2 separate regions of the Homo sapiens genome follow, and region 2 is linked to region 1. Evidence: chromatin contacts called from ENCODE Hi-C or POLR2A ChIA-PET data. All regions are on one chromosome and are shown on one strand. The core of a region is the stretch at or near the end of the contact, and the rest is flanking DNA. Distances in the headings are between cores, read along the strand shown.

Region 1 (6,843 bases), core at 3,205-5,704:
AAGAACCACCTATAACCCAGAAACTTGAAATAAAACTTTTTTTCTAAAAAAAAAAAAGAAGAAATAGGCCAGGTGTGGTGGTTCATGCCTGTAATCCCAGCACTTTGGGAGGCCTGAGGTGGGCAGATCACTTGAGGTCAGGTGTTTGAGACCAGCCTGGCCAACATGGTGAAACCCTGTCTCTACTAAAGATGCAAAAATTAGCCATGTATGGTGGTGTGCACCTGTAATCCCAGCTACTTGGGAAGCTGAGTGCTTGAACCCGGGAGACTGGGGTTGCAGTAAGCTGAGATTGCGCCACTGGACTCTAGCCTGGGCAGCAGACTGAGACGCCATCTAAAAAAAAAAAAAAAAAGAAGAAATGAGTTGAAGTTCTCTTAAGATGTCAGAGAATCTGCAGGGCAGAAAGACTCCTTGTCCAACATGGATGCTGTGTCACTATGGCACCAAGGTAAACTGACCTGTACAGACAGGAAATTGAATTCGTTGGTTCATTCCTCTCCCATAGTGGTTCTCAAAGTTTAACATGCATCGTTATCTCCTGGAGGTCTCATTAAAACAGATCACTGGGTCCCACCAACAGTTTCCATTCAATAGGTCTATGGTGGGGCCCAAGGATTTGCATTTCCAACAAGTTTTCCAGTGATGCTAATACTGCTGGTCCAGGATGCGTTGAGAATTACAGCTTGAGACCAAAAACTTGAATGGAGCCAAATTTAATGAAATTGTAGAGAACTGAATTTTTCATTTTTAGCTGAATTCTTAGTTTCTAGACTTCATAAATATCTCTCTTCATATCTCTAAGCATCTTACCCATTTTTAGGTGTACAGTTCAGTGGTATTAAACACATTCATAATGTGCAACCATCATGTGCCATCCATCTCCATAAATAACTTTTTTCATCTAGTAAAACTGAAACTCTGTACCCATTAAGCAATAATTCTCCATTTCCCCCTACTCCAGGCCCCTGGCAAATTCCCATTCTACTATCTGTCTCTATGATTGTGACTACTCCAAATACCTCATATAAGTAGAATTGTACAGTATTTTTCTTTTTGTGACTGGCTTATTTCACTTAGCTAATGTCCTCAGGTTCATCCACGTAGCATATGTCAGAATTTCTTTCCTTTTTAAGGCTAACATTTCATCATATGGGTGGACCATATTTTGCGTATCTATCTCTTCCTCCGTCAGTAGAAGCTACTGTGGATAGTGCTGCTGTGAAGTGTGCATGCACATCCTGACTGTTGTGTTAATCCGCTCCTTGCTTTTCTTTATAGTTTTCCCATCTATGTATATCCCGCATAATACAGTGTTTGCTTTTGTGCTGAGTAGCAAGCATCAGCCTTGCTCTGCAAGGAAACAGGACTGTGCCCATGTTAGATGAAGTTAGCTAGGAGAAGATGGCATAAACCAAAGTTTGGGATGACAGTTAGACATAGCCTCCCTGAGCACTTATTGATCCCCTCTGGGGACATTGGTAATCAAAAGTGGGAGAGAGTCCTGGGAAACACAGAGCGTCTGGCGGAATTGAAAGGTGGGCCAGGTACCAGTTGTCCAACAGCAATATTTATTTTTTTTTTAATTTTTTGAGACAGTCTCGCTCTGTCACCCAGGCTGGGGTGCAGTGGCGTGATCTCGGCTCACTTCAACCTCCGTCTCCTGGGTTCAAGCAGTTCTCCCGCCTCAGCCTCCTGAGTGGCTGGGACTACAGGTGCGCGTCACCATGCCCAGCTAATTGTTGTATTTTTATTGGAGATGGGGTTTCGCCATGTTGGCCAGGCTGGTCTCAAACTCCTGACCTCAGGTAATCCGCCTGCCTCAGCCTCCCAAAGTGCTGGGATTACAGGTGTGAACCACTGCACCCGGCCCGGCAGCAATATTTATGCCTAAGGGCAATGGTGAGCTGCTGTGTATTTTGGCTTTACGCTCACTTGATCTACTTCTAGTTCTCAGGGGTTGATCACTTGAGAACACTTCTGTGGGAGTAAAAAACTGTTCGCAGCTAATCCACACAGCAGGGCATGGAAGGGGGAGCTAGAACTTCACTAGCACTGTTTAGGGTTATCCAAATGCAGATAAGAGTCTGGGCTCGTTTCACCAGTCATTTTGTGCTCTGTTTAAAAATTGGGACCTCGTGCACTACTTTGGAACACGGGCAGCGTTTACTAAAACTGAATACCTTATGTCCTAGCAAAACCACTCCTAGATAAGCCCCAACCAAAACGTGCCCATATGTTCACTAAAAAACATGCAAGAATATTCATAGCTGCAGTTCTAGAACCAAAACACTGGCTGCAACCCAAATGTCCATCAGCAGTAGAATGAATACCTGTGATGTATTTGTAAAATGGGATACCTTGAGCAATGAGAAGGAACACAGCAGAGACCCTGGGTGAATATCACAGACATATTGTTGAATGAAAAAGTCAAACATAAGAGAATATATAATATATGGTTTCATTTATTAAAAAATTTAAGGAGGAGCCAAGTAACATGAATCTATGATGTTAGAAGCCAGGAGAGAAGTCACCCTTGGTTTGGAATGGGGTTCTGGAAGGGCATCTGGGACTATGGTCATGTTCTGTTTCTTTATCTGGTTACTAGTTAGCCACATGTTCGCTTTGTGAACACTCATCAGGCTGTACATGTGATCTGTGCAATGCCCTGTGTAGATGCTATACTTCAGCAAAAAATCAACCTAAATGGGTGTAATGGTAATAGGCATCTTGGGGACGACAGCCTTTGACATGTTGCCCTCTTGAATTAGCTGGGTTTAGTCTGGAAAACATTCTGGTGCATAGCTGCTGTCCAGGAGTCTCTTCACCAAACTTTTATTGATTCCTTTCACCTCTCTCCTGAATTGGATCTCTGTTTCCAGTGTCCCATATTATCTTATTTCTTGACTTGTTCTCTCGGTTGGTGGAACACATCCTTTAGTTAATAACGTCTAGAGAAAAAGTACACAGGAAGTAAATTTTTTTGAGATCATGTATGGTCAAGAAATGTCTTCATTCTTCGTATAGAATCCTGGATTGTAAATAATTTTCCTTCAGAATTTTGAAGACATTGCTCCATTGTCTTTTAGGTTCCAGTTTTGCTGTACAGAAATCCAAAGCCAGCTGGGCACAGTGGCTCATGCCCATAATTCTAGCACTTTGGGAGGCCAAGGCAGGAGGATCGCTTGAGCCCAGGAGTTTGTGAGCAGCCTGAGCAACATAGACCCCATTCTCTAAGAAAAAAAAAAATTCTTTTAAATTAACCAGGCATGTTGGCGTGCACCTGTAGTCCCAGCTAACTCAGAAGGCTGAGGCGAGAGGATTGCTTGAGCCCAAGAGGTTGAGGCTGTGAGCTGTGATCACACCACTGCACTTCATCCTGGGCAACAAAGTGAGAGCTTGACTCAAAAAATTTAAAAAAAGAAATCCAAAGCCATTCCAATTCTTTATCTTTTGTATGTGACCTGTGTTTCTCTCCCTAGAAGCATATTGAATCTTCCCAATTTCCCATTGACGTCCTTCATGAGGTATATTTTAATCCCTTTTATTGAGCACTTTGTGGGCCCTTTCAGTCTGACAACTTTCATTCTGGTCTTGAGTTATTTTGTTGATGGTTTCTTCCCTCTGTTTTCTGTGTTCTCTCTCTGAATGTTGAACCTCCTGAACTGGTTTTCTATTATAGTTTTCTCTCATCTTTTCTACTTTTTGTTCCACTCTTTAGGAGATTTCTTTTCTTCTTCTTTTTTTTTTTTTTTTTTTTTGAGACAGTCTCACTCTGCTGCCCTGGCATGATCTCAGCTCACTGCAGCCTCTGCCTCCTGGGTTCAAGCAATCCTCCTGCCTCAGCCTCCCGAGTAGCTGGGATTACAGGTGTGTGCCACCACGCCTGGCTAATTTTTGTATTTTTGTAGAGACGGGGTTTCACCATGTTGGCCAGGCTGGTCTCAAACCCCTGACCTCTCTGCCCACCTTGGCCTCCCAAAGTCCTGGGATTATAGGCATGAGCCACCCTGCCCAGCCTCCCTAGCAGATGTCTTCATCTTTATTTTCTGACCCTTCTGTTGACACTTTTATTTCCTTTTTGATAGCATTCTCTTGTTTCATGGATATAATACAGTTTCTTATATCTTTGAGGATATTATTGATGAATTTTTATTTAATTTTTAGTTTTCTTCTCCCTGCACGGTCTCATTTACTCCAAGCCCCGCCCCCACCCTCCCCCCCTATTTGTTTTGGCCTCCTGGTAGAAACTTTTCTCAGATGTCTGCTAGTCCTTGGTGATCTCCTAATGAGAGATTTGGAGTGAAGGGGACCACAAAGCCATTGAGTGTGATGGTGGGGCCTGTCGATGGATAGTTCCACCCAGGGGGATCTGGGTGGGCCGTTTGCTGGGAACCTCTGATTTCACGGTCTCTAATTCTTTCCCCGTGGGCTGGTCATTTCACTGTGAGAATAGTCTTCTAATCTCAGGCCTAGAGGGCAAAGGTCTGGTTGCCAGGGTCCTGGGAGCCAAGTTTTGGGGTGGCCCTCTGTTCCACATTCATTCTGCATTTAGACACTAACCCCCCTCTCCATTTTGTTCTAGAACCCCGGCAAGCCTTGCTCTCCTCTGCCTGGTGTCCCAGATCCACAGACCCTTTGTGTCTCCCTCACAAGGGAACACCCTCTCCCCAGCCCTGTGCTGAGAGGTGTGCAGGAGTCACATGAGTGGGATCCAAGTGCTTCTTGAACAACTTTAATTCATTCGTCTTTATTTTTCTTCAGCTCTTAAGTGCTTTGAGGAGTGAGTAATGGAAATTGGGTAATTCCACAGTGCCCGTTGCTGCCTTGAGATTTGGCCTTCTTGAGCCTGCTAAGCCTCTTGCCATGCTGCAGTCCCACTTCCAGAATTGTGGCGTTATCGTTTCTCGTGCTGTTCTCTCTGTCCTTGGGAATTATCTTTTTTAACAGTCCATTTATTGTAGTTTTACTGTGGCTTAGAGGGAGCCAAATTAGTCATGTGTCTTGGATCTGCCATTCTAACCTGGAAAACAGCCGCAACGGTAACAGCAAACAGGACTGCTTCCCTCGCGCCAGTCACTGTTCTGAGGGCTTCGTGTAATTAATTCATTTAATTTGGAAGTCTGACTAACTTATTTTTGCCAAGTCTCATCAAATTTCAGTTGGAAAACAAGGATTCCAGATGAAATGTTTGGCTTTAGTCTGTTTATTTCACCTCTAATAAATTCAGGCAGAGGAAGAGAACTACCAGACCCGAAGAGGAGGCGTGTGTTTATCTCTCCGTGTTCTTAACCTTGTTTTTCCTCTTGACGTTTTCCCCCAGAGGAGTGTGCTTCAGTTGCTGCACTCCACGAGCGACGTGGTGCGGCAGTACATGGCCAGGCTCATCAATGCTTTTGCGTCACTGGCAGAAGGTGAGACATCAGCTTTGCTTCAAAGATAAGAGCTAGGTCATATTGATGTGCTTTTTCCTTTGAAAATGAGCGTTCCTCCCAAGTTTCTTAGAGATGACGCTTCCTCAGTTTGTTACCGTTTAATTCATCTAAGGTCTTTTGTGAAAATTAATTGTTGTCATATTGCTTTAGTTTATATCAGAGCACATTTGGACAGTTTTTGGGGTTTATTTTGTAAACCTCCCGGTTTTATTTTATAAAGCTTTCTGGTTTTGTAACATAGTAACATTTTATATTGCTTTCAAGTATATCACAGGTAATGAATGCATCTTCTATAATTTTCTACTTAAGGCAAAATAAGTGAAACAATTACGGCAAAATAAGCTTAGCGAAACAAAGCAGACTCCAATAAACACTGCACCATTTCCTTCAGAAGACTATGACCTCTTAAATCAAAGGATTTGAAAACTCTGAAAATAACATGCCCCCATAACTGAATTTAAAATGATTTTGCAAAGTGCCATTATCTTCCGTAAGTTCTTATTTATTTGAGCTCTTTATAATGTGAATAAAGGGAGTTTTCAAATTATGAATATATGATACTCCAAAACTTTGTTCATTTGTTCATTCGTTCTTCCATCCATTTGGCAGACATTTATGATAAGCCAGGATGTGTTACTGAGGACCATTCATATAATAATACTGTTGAAACTTATGTCTGAAATTAACATCTTCCATATCCATTCAGAAGTCCACAACAGGCTAGGGACCATTCTGGGCTTATTACAGGGTCCCAGGTGTGGCTTCCTGCTTCTTCTCCAGGCCTTGTACAGAGAGTGTGTATGGAAGCATTCCTTGGCTGCCTCTGTTGTGAAGACTTAAGGGCTCATAACACACACATTACCCCTCATTTCTCTTTGTAGATCTGACTGTTGGGTTCAGGATTTCATGGAAAAAAAAGGACAATGCTCCCCACAAGAACACAGCAATGAATTATGTTTAGCTCACAAGAAGAGTGGTTTTTCTAGTCACCAGATATTTCATTGAATAAAACCAACGTTTAACGTTTAGAAGAAATATCTTTTAATAAGTTTTAATAAGTTTTGTGGGGGTTTTGTGTGTGTGTGTGTGTTTGGTTTTTTTTTTTTTTTTTTTTTTTGAGAGAGTCTCACTTTGTCAACCAGACTGGAGTACAGTGGCATGATCTCGGCTCACTGTAGCCTCAACCACCTGGGCTCAAGGAATACTCCTCGCGCCTCAGCCCCCCAATTAGCGGGATCAACAGGTGTGCATCATCATACCTGGCTAATGTTCCTTAGTTTTTATAGAGATGAGGTTACGCCCTGTTGCCCAGGCTGGTCTCCAACGCCTCGGCTCAAACAGTCTACCTGCCTCAGCCTCCCAAAGTGCTAGGGTTACAGGCGTGAGCCACCTTGCACAACCAGTAAGT
Region 2 (6,843 bases), core at 1,786-4,285, 51 kb after region 1:
GTGTCTCCCCTGTAGAAGGCAGCCATGAGTGTGTCTATCATTTTCTCCAATCCCAGGGTCTCCCCTCCATAATTTAACTGTTGATTGGGATGGAAATTGTGCTCAGATGCCTGAAGCCAGTAAGGTTTCCACCTTCTGCTGCTTGAGCTGTGTGTGGATTGAGGAATACATTTGCAAGCACAAAAAATTATCTGCAAGTTTTCCCACACTGTTAGCTTCCTCTGGGTTCCTTGGGTTTTCTGCATGTACCTGTAGTTTAGCAGTCAGAGATGTGGGGAGATTGTAACATCTCTTAACCTCTGTAGCCCTCTTGCTTCCAGCTGTCCCCCTTCAATTTCTAGCAGCTGTGCCTGCCACTTGCCCTCTACCACGTTCACACCTCCAGGCCCTGGGGTGTCACTGCCTACGATGGGAACGCCTCCAGGCAGGAAGGCCATGAACACACAGTTCTCACCCAGTGCCCTAGCACTTCCCCACTGAGCAAGTACTGCTTAAGTTGTTGCCTGCCATTGGTCATTTTCCAGTGTCCTGGAATGATTATTTTTAGTAAACGTATCACATTTTGCACTTGATAACTGTAGAGAGGAATTGCCTGACCTACTCCTGTTCCAGGAACAGGAGTATATGCCTAGGGCCAGAAGTCGTTAGATCCTAGGGATATAGCGGTAAAAGCAAAGCAGACATCCTATTTGGAGAAAGCAAGCCTTCAACAAATAAGCAGAGATGATAGCCAGGTGACCATGAGTGCTTTGAAGAGCAGTGGGGCAGAGGGAAGAGCAAGTGGCAAGGTCCTGAGGCAGAAGCATATTGGGGGCCTTGCGGGAACAGGAAGAAGCAGGGAGGGAGTTGGATATGAGGTCAGATCACCTAGGGCCTGGGGAAGGACCTTGGCTTCTATCCTGAGAGAGGAGGGAAGCTGTTAGAAGGTCACTTTCATTTTTAAGTGATCAAAGTGCTAGTTTACTAATTTACAGTGAGAAATAAAACTGCCTGAGTGAGGTCAGTAAGTCACTGACTGGGCTGGGCTATTCCTGGGACTTGAACTGAGCCCAAAGGCGCTGGGACCAGGTAGCCTTGTAGAGCTCATGAACATCCAGGTGGAAGTGGCCATTGGGCTCTGCCAAGTGTCCCCCATCCTAGGATCAGGAGCCCTGTTCGGGTCCTGATTCTGCCATGTACAAGCCTTAGTTTCTCTAAATGGGCTAAAACTAACTGCCACGAACCTGAGCAATGCTCAGCCCAGCATCTCACCCCCATGCTAGGCACTAGTAAGGGGTTCTAACCCAGATGTGGGCATAACAAACACCTGAGGCTCATAAATCACCTGGCGGTCCCAGGCGCCCATGCTCCTTAAACTGCTAAGTGACCAGGGACTCTTCCTCTCCCTTACACTTTGCTGTCATCTTCCAGATGGTGTCTACACACTGTGGCTCATCGTTCTGGAAGTCACTTTCATCTTCCCCTTCATTTCCTTTCTGCTCCACATCCTGGCTTAAGCCTCACACCCCTCTCTGTACTAACTTCCCAGCCTTCGGTCTCTGGCCCTCCCAGCTTGTCCTGCATGTGGCCACCAGACCATCTTCTTAAAGCAGAGCTTGGACCACACGGGGACATGATCACTTAATTTTTAAATTAGGGAACATTTTAAACTTTTCAGAAAGAACAGAAAATAATATAACAGACAGCTGTGGCTGTATCCCTTCCTCTCCCTCCCCTCCTTCTCTCCCCAGAATTAACCACTATCTTGAAGTTGGTGTATTAATTCCACAGATGATTCTGTACTTTCATAATATACACTGTTATGGTTTTTAATTTTACATAAGTGGCTAGTATTATATGAATTGTTTACTGGCTTGCTTTTTTCATTCAACATTATGTGTTAGAGGTTTACTCATCCCAATACCCAGTTCACCCACTTAGCTGCTGTATGTAGTATTTCATTGTCAGAATAAGCCCCTGTGTGTTTCTCCTTCCTTTCCTGTGTTTTCCACAGTGCAGCAAAGAGCTTCTTCATCCTCGTGTCCTTATATGCCCTTGAGTGCTTCTCTGCAGCTCACACCTAGATGTTGAATTGCTGATGCAGGGGGATGAGGGTCTCATCTTTACTAAATCCTGCCAAATTGCTCCCCAAAGGGCTGACCCATTTGCACATTCACATGATGCCTTTTAAAACACTTTCTTGCTCCCCATCACTTGGCACAATCTCAAGTTGCTAACGGTAGTATTCAAAGCCTCACTCATTAAGACCCTGTCTACCTTTATATTTTTATTTATATTTGTTTTTTCATCTGTAAAAATAGGGATAAATCATCATGACAGAGATGTGAACAGCAAGTTCATCTGTGGCCCCTCATGGACAAAAAAAAAAAAAAAAGATAGTGTCCTTTCCTTCCTTTTCTTCCGTATAGTGTCCACTCGCTGGTCTTTCTTCTGGAGCTATATAGAATAAGCCTAATCCAGAAAAGGCAGTGGCAGGGGGTGGCATTAAAGCCAAGGCTGGGACCTGTCTTAATCCCTGGTAGGCATCTTATTGGCAGGTGAGCTGATGGTCACAGCTCACTGAGGTATTGGATCACATCCTTGTCTTGTATCATGTGTGCATTTGATCAGCATGCTCTTCCTGTCCTTATTCCAAGTCCAAGGCAACAGGGAACAGGTGGGGCCAAGCATGGAAGCCTCTCTATACCTGCCAGAGACCCACAAAAATGATAGATGCATGGTTAATACTTGCTGAATGTCGAGTCAGTGACTGGCAGAATCTGAACACCAAGAAAGGGTTCAGAAGCTAACTCCCTGTGTTTGAGTCCTGCCTGACAACTTACCAGCTGTGTGTGGCTTTGGGCAAGCTGGTGAACCTCACCAAGCCTCAGTGTTCTCATCTGTAAAGCGAGAATATTAATACCCTTTTCATCAGGTGCTTGTGAGGATCAAATGAAACAATCCATGTCAAGTGCCAGGCAGACTCAATGCCTGTCAGCTGTTTTTAACGCCGCCCTTGCGATCTAGAGACAGACTGGCCTGACTGGTCTAGAGGCAAGCCGAAGTCTGCTGGAGTGGAGGTTCCTCATGTGCTGCCTGGCCAGAATTAGAGAGAGCCAAGGCCAGGGCTGGCCCGGATGGAGCGGGGATGGAAAGCAGCTGGCAGAGAAGTAGAGCACCCTCAGTGGGGAAAGGAGGGGTGGGAGGAGGCTGGTCCCAGGCCACACTTTGGGTAGCAGCAGCCTGGGAGTTTTTCCTGAGGTTTTTTCTGTGAAACTTTAAGATTCATCTAAACAGTATTTCAGAACATAGACATTATATTGAATAATAGTTTTTTTTGTCTTTATGACATTCCTGCTGGCATGTAAGAAAATCCCTTCATTGGGTCAGGAGTGTGTCCAGTCCTGGAGTGGTGGTTTCTTCTTAACTAGCCCATCTTCACTTGCTCCAGGTTGGGGCGGGGACATACCCTGCCTTGGTCCCTAGGTCTTTTGTTCCCCTTTGCCCGTTGTGTCCTGAGCACACTCTTAGGATCCTGTTTGGAAGGGGCCCTGATTTCGGTTACCCTCTTCCTCTTCTCCATGTGAAGCGCGGTGTCTGTGGTACTGCTGGGGCACTGGGTCCCTCTCCCTCTAACCTCATGGAAGCTTTCTGCTCTTTCACTTCCTGTCCCACTGAGCCTCCAGGTCTTCTCTTATTGGGTGTATTAAATATTGCGATAAGCCCTGCTTTTCCTAGGGCGACTTTGCCATCATCTCCACATTTCTTGCTGTTTTTGCTTAGAGTACAGAAAAAGTTTAAGCAAGTAAACTGAGCGGCGAAAGCAAGAGACTGGGAGAATTAGGGAAGTAAAGGTTGTTTGGGTTCTCCGGTTTCTGTCATATCCTTATTTAATGAACTGGTCTGGTTGTGAAACCAACTGTCATACCCTGGGCTGCATTTTTGTGAATGGGGAAATGAATGTAGAGGGAGACTTCTCCGCGTCGCGGGGAGCCCTCAAGGATCCCGGACGTGCTTCCATCTGCAGTCGTGGGCACGTGCTCAGGAGGAAAGCTGCACACGTGGCCAGGGCCCATTCCACTGGGGAAGTCAGCGCCTCACGCTGCCTGGCCTGGTCACCTCAGTCCACCCTCGCTCTCCCATGTGGAGTGTTTTTCCCTTATTTTCACAAAGAGTGAGATTTACAATTCAGCGTTCTGAGAAGGTGTCTCAAATTTAAACTACTTATAGAAGTCTTATAATTATTTCAAGTGGAAAGCACACCGGATACTTTCACTTGTCATGTGTAAAACCGCCTGAACACATTCTGCTCTGCATTCTATCTGTAAGAATCTGAGTTTTCAAATGCATTTAGTGGTCACCCTTAGTTTTGTTTTCAGGCCAGTTGCTTAGAATCTGGTTTGTCTGGAGTATTATGTATCGAAAGCCTCCAGTTAAGCATCTTGTAATGTCATAAGGTCACCAAGCTGCCATGGGGAAGCTTCGCATTAGGACATCTAAATTCATCTCAGCTCGAGCGCCTTTTTTATGAGGCATTCTTAATTTCTTGAAGTAATCAGTTATCACTGAGCTCTAACATTAGTAATCTGATGCATTCTGCTCTGGTACATAAAGACCAGTAATTTTAGTCAAATTCCTCCAACAATGGTATTTAAGACCCACCCTAACGAGGCATTTATTCTTGAGTATTTCTTTATCCATCACTCCCTTACTTCACAAAGTAGATTTTAAAATATGTCGTTTCGTTTGGAATTCACAAGCAGCTCAGACAAGTTAGCACAGTGGCTGGTGCCCTTGTCGCCCAGTGCACCCAGCACCTTGCCAGGCTTGCATTGAGAGAGGCTAGCAGAATTCTTTCCCCGAGCAGGGCACGGTGGCTCATGCCTGTAATCCCAGCACTTCAGGAGGCTAAGGTGGGAGGAATGCTTGAGGCCAGGAGTTAGAGGCTATAGTGAGCTGTGATCATACCACTGCACTCCAACGTGAGCTACAGAGCAAAAACCTGTCTCTTAAAAAAAAAAATGGGGGGAGAACTGATGGCAGCAGTGGCTCCCCTCCCAGCTGGAAGGCCTGAGTTGGCATTCTCAGAGGGTGCCTCTTGGCCTCACCTCTGGGTTTGCCCATTATTAAAAGTCCAGATACATCCTCAGAGTTGTTTTCATCTGCCTGGCACTGATTGAGAAAGTGGAGCAAGCGCCTGCTATCAGCAAGCTTCATTGCTGGGAGGTTCTCTGCTTACATTTCCCACCGCAGGTAGTGGGCTCCTCTGCCTGCAGGTGTTACTGGGAACGGTTGAATGAAGCTCTGGCTTCTTTGTTAAGCTGCCCTTCCCACCTCAACTAGCGCAGCTCAGTTTGCTTCCGCTCTCTCCCCTCCCAAGCCCTAAGGATGCCTCCGTTCCCTTTTCGCCGGTTTCAGTGTTTCTCAGAAACCATGGCAGTGACTTGTTTATATCTACACAGTATCATGGCGTTCCAAAAGCAGAGAATTTAAGAAATTTCTTCCATCAGTAAGTCATGATTTTAAAGGAGGCAGCCAAGTGATCCCATTTACTAGCTAGAGAAAATGAGGCGCTGACAAGAATCATGTCTTTCTGAATTAGAACCTTGGTACAAAACTTTTTAAACCAAGAACCATCAATTTGGTGATGATTTTCACCTCAGTTTTCTTACATCTATGCATTTGACATTGAAATAACAATAGCGTTTGCCTGCATGTTGCACTAGAGAAACTGAGGCAGCGGAAGCCAACTGTCCCTGTTGTGAGCAGGTCAGCTGCGGGGCCCTGGTTCTGCCCCAGGCCCCCTGCTCACACTGCTAAGCTGCAATTCAAGTTAACTTTTATTAATGGGTAGCAAATATTAGGAACAAATGCAGAAACTGTCCTGTGTTTCTGGAGGTTAGGGAGGGCCTATCAATTCTCAGCAAATTTAATTGTAAAGTACTTTTTTTTTTTTTTTTTTTTTTGTGATGTAGTCTTGCTCTGTTGCCCAGGCTGGAGTGCAGTGGTGCAATCTCGGCTCACTGCAACCTCCGCCTCCCAGGTTCAAGCGATTCTTCTGCCTCAGCCTCCTGAGTAGCTGGGACTACAGGCACACGCCACCACGCCCAGCTAATTTTTGTATTTTTAGTAAAGACGGGGTTTCACCATATTGGCCAGGCTGGTCTTGAACGCCTGACCTCGTAATCCGCCCACCTCGGCCTCCCAAAGTGCTGGGATTATAGGCCACGCGGCCTATAAAGTACGTTTAATTAAAAAACAGCTTTGTTTTAATTAAAAAAAAAAAAAAAGGCCAAGCACAGTGGCTCACGCCTGTAATCCCAGCACTTCGGGAGGCCAAGGTGGGCAGATCACCTGAGGTTGGGAGTTCGAGACCAGCCTGACCAACATGAAGAAACCCCGTCCCTACTGAAAATACAAAATTAGTAGTGGCGCCTGCCTATAATCCCAGCTACTCGGGAGGCTGAGGCGAGAGAATCACTTGAACCGAGGAGGCGGAGGTTGTGGTGAGTGGAGATCACACCATTGCACTCAGCCTGGGCAACAAAAGCAAAACTCCATCTCTAAATAGATAACTAACTAAATAAATAAATAAATAAAATAAACCAAAATGAAGACAGGTACAGTGACTCACGCCTATAACCCTAGCTATTCAGAGGCTGAGGCAGAAGATCGCTTGAGCCCAGGAGTTCAAGTCCAGCCTGAGCAACATAGCAAAACCCCATCTCAAAAAAAAAAATTTTGTTTAATTAAAACAAAACGAGCTGGGTGCAGTGGCTCATGCCTGTAATCCCAGCACTTTGAGAGTCCGAGAGGGGTGGATCACTTGAGCTCAAGAGTTTGAGACCAGCCTGGGCAACATGG

What was found. A loop is a pair of places that touch in the nucleus more often than their neighbours do. ChIA-PET counts read pairs that join two places held with the same protein, here RNA polymerase II (POLR2A).
Region 2: a loop to region 1 is called in a map of Panc1, with 3 times the contacts of the local background. The contact joins two enhancer-like sites. A Hi-C loop is called at or near these places in 2 of 168 maps with a recorded cell type or tissue (Panc1 and posterior vena cava). POLR2A ChIA-PET finds 5 or more read pairs at or near these places in 4 of 52 experiments (CD8-positive, alpha-beta memory T cell, T-cell and WTC11).

What each region holds. Positions count from the first base shown.
Region 1 is chr2:231,265,659-231,272,501 of GRCh38, forward strand. ARMC9 (armadillo repeat containing 9) reads left to right here. Exons shown (of 25, transcript NM_001352754.2): 13 at 5,324-5,414. Among named protein-coding and RNA genes, the nearest start is that of ARMC9, 70 kb to the left of the region's middle. Within about 2 kb of position 4,455, at least 8 of the 41 ENCODE cell types and tissues checked have a DNase peak (open chromatin) inside an H3K27ac peak, as active enhancers do.
Region 2 is chr2:231,318,201-231,325,043 of GRCh38, forward strand. All of the region lies in intron 19 of ARMC9 (armadillo repeat containing 9), which reads left to right. Among named protein-coding and RNA genes, the nearest start is that of MIR4777, 41 kb to the right of the region's middle. Within about 2 kb of position 3,036, at least 13 of the 41 ENCODE cell types and tissues checked have a DNase peak (open chromatin) inside an H3K27ac peak, as active enhancers do.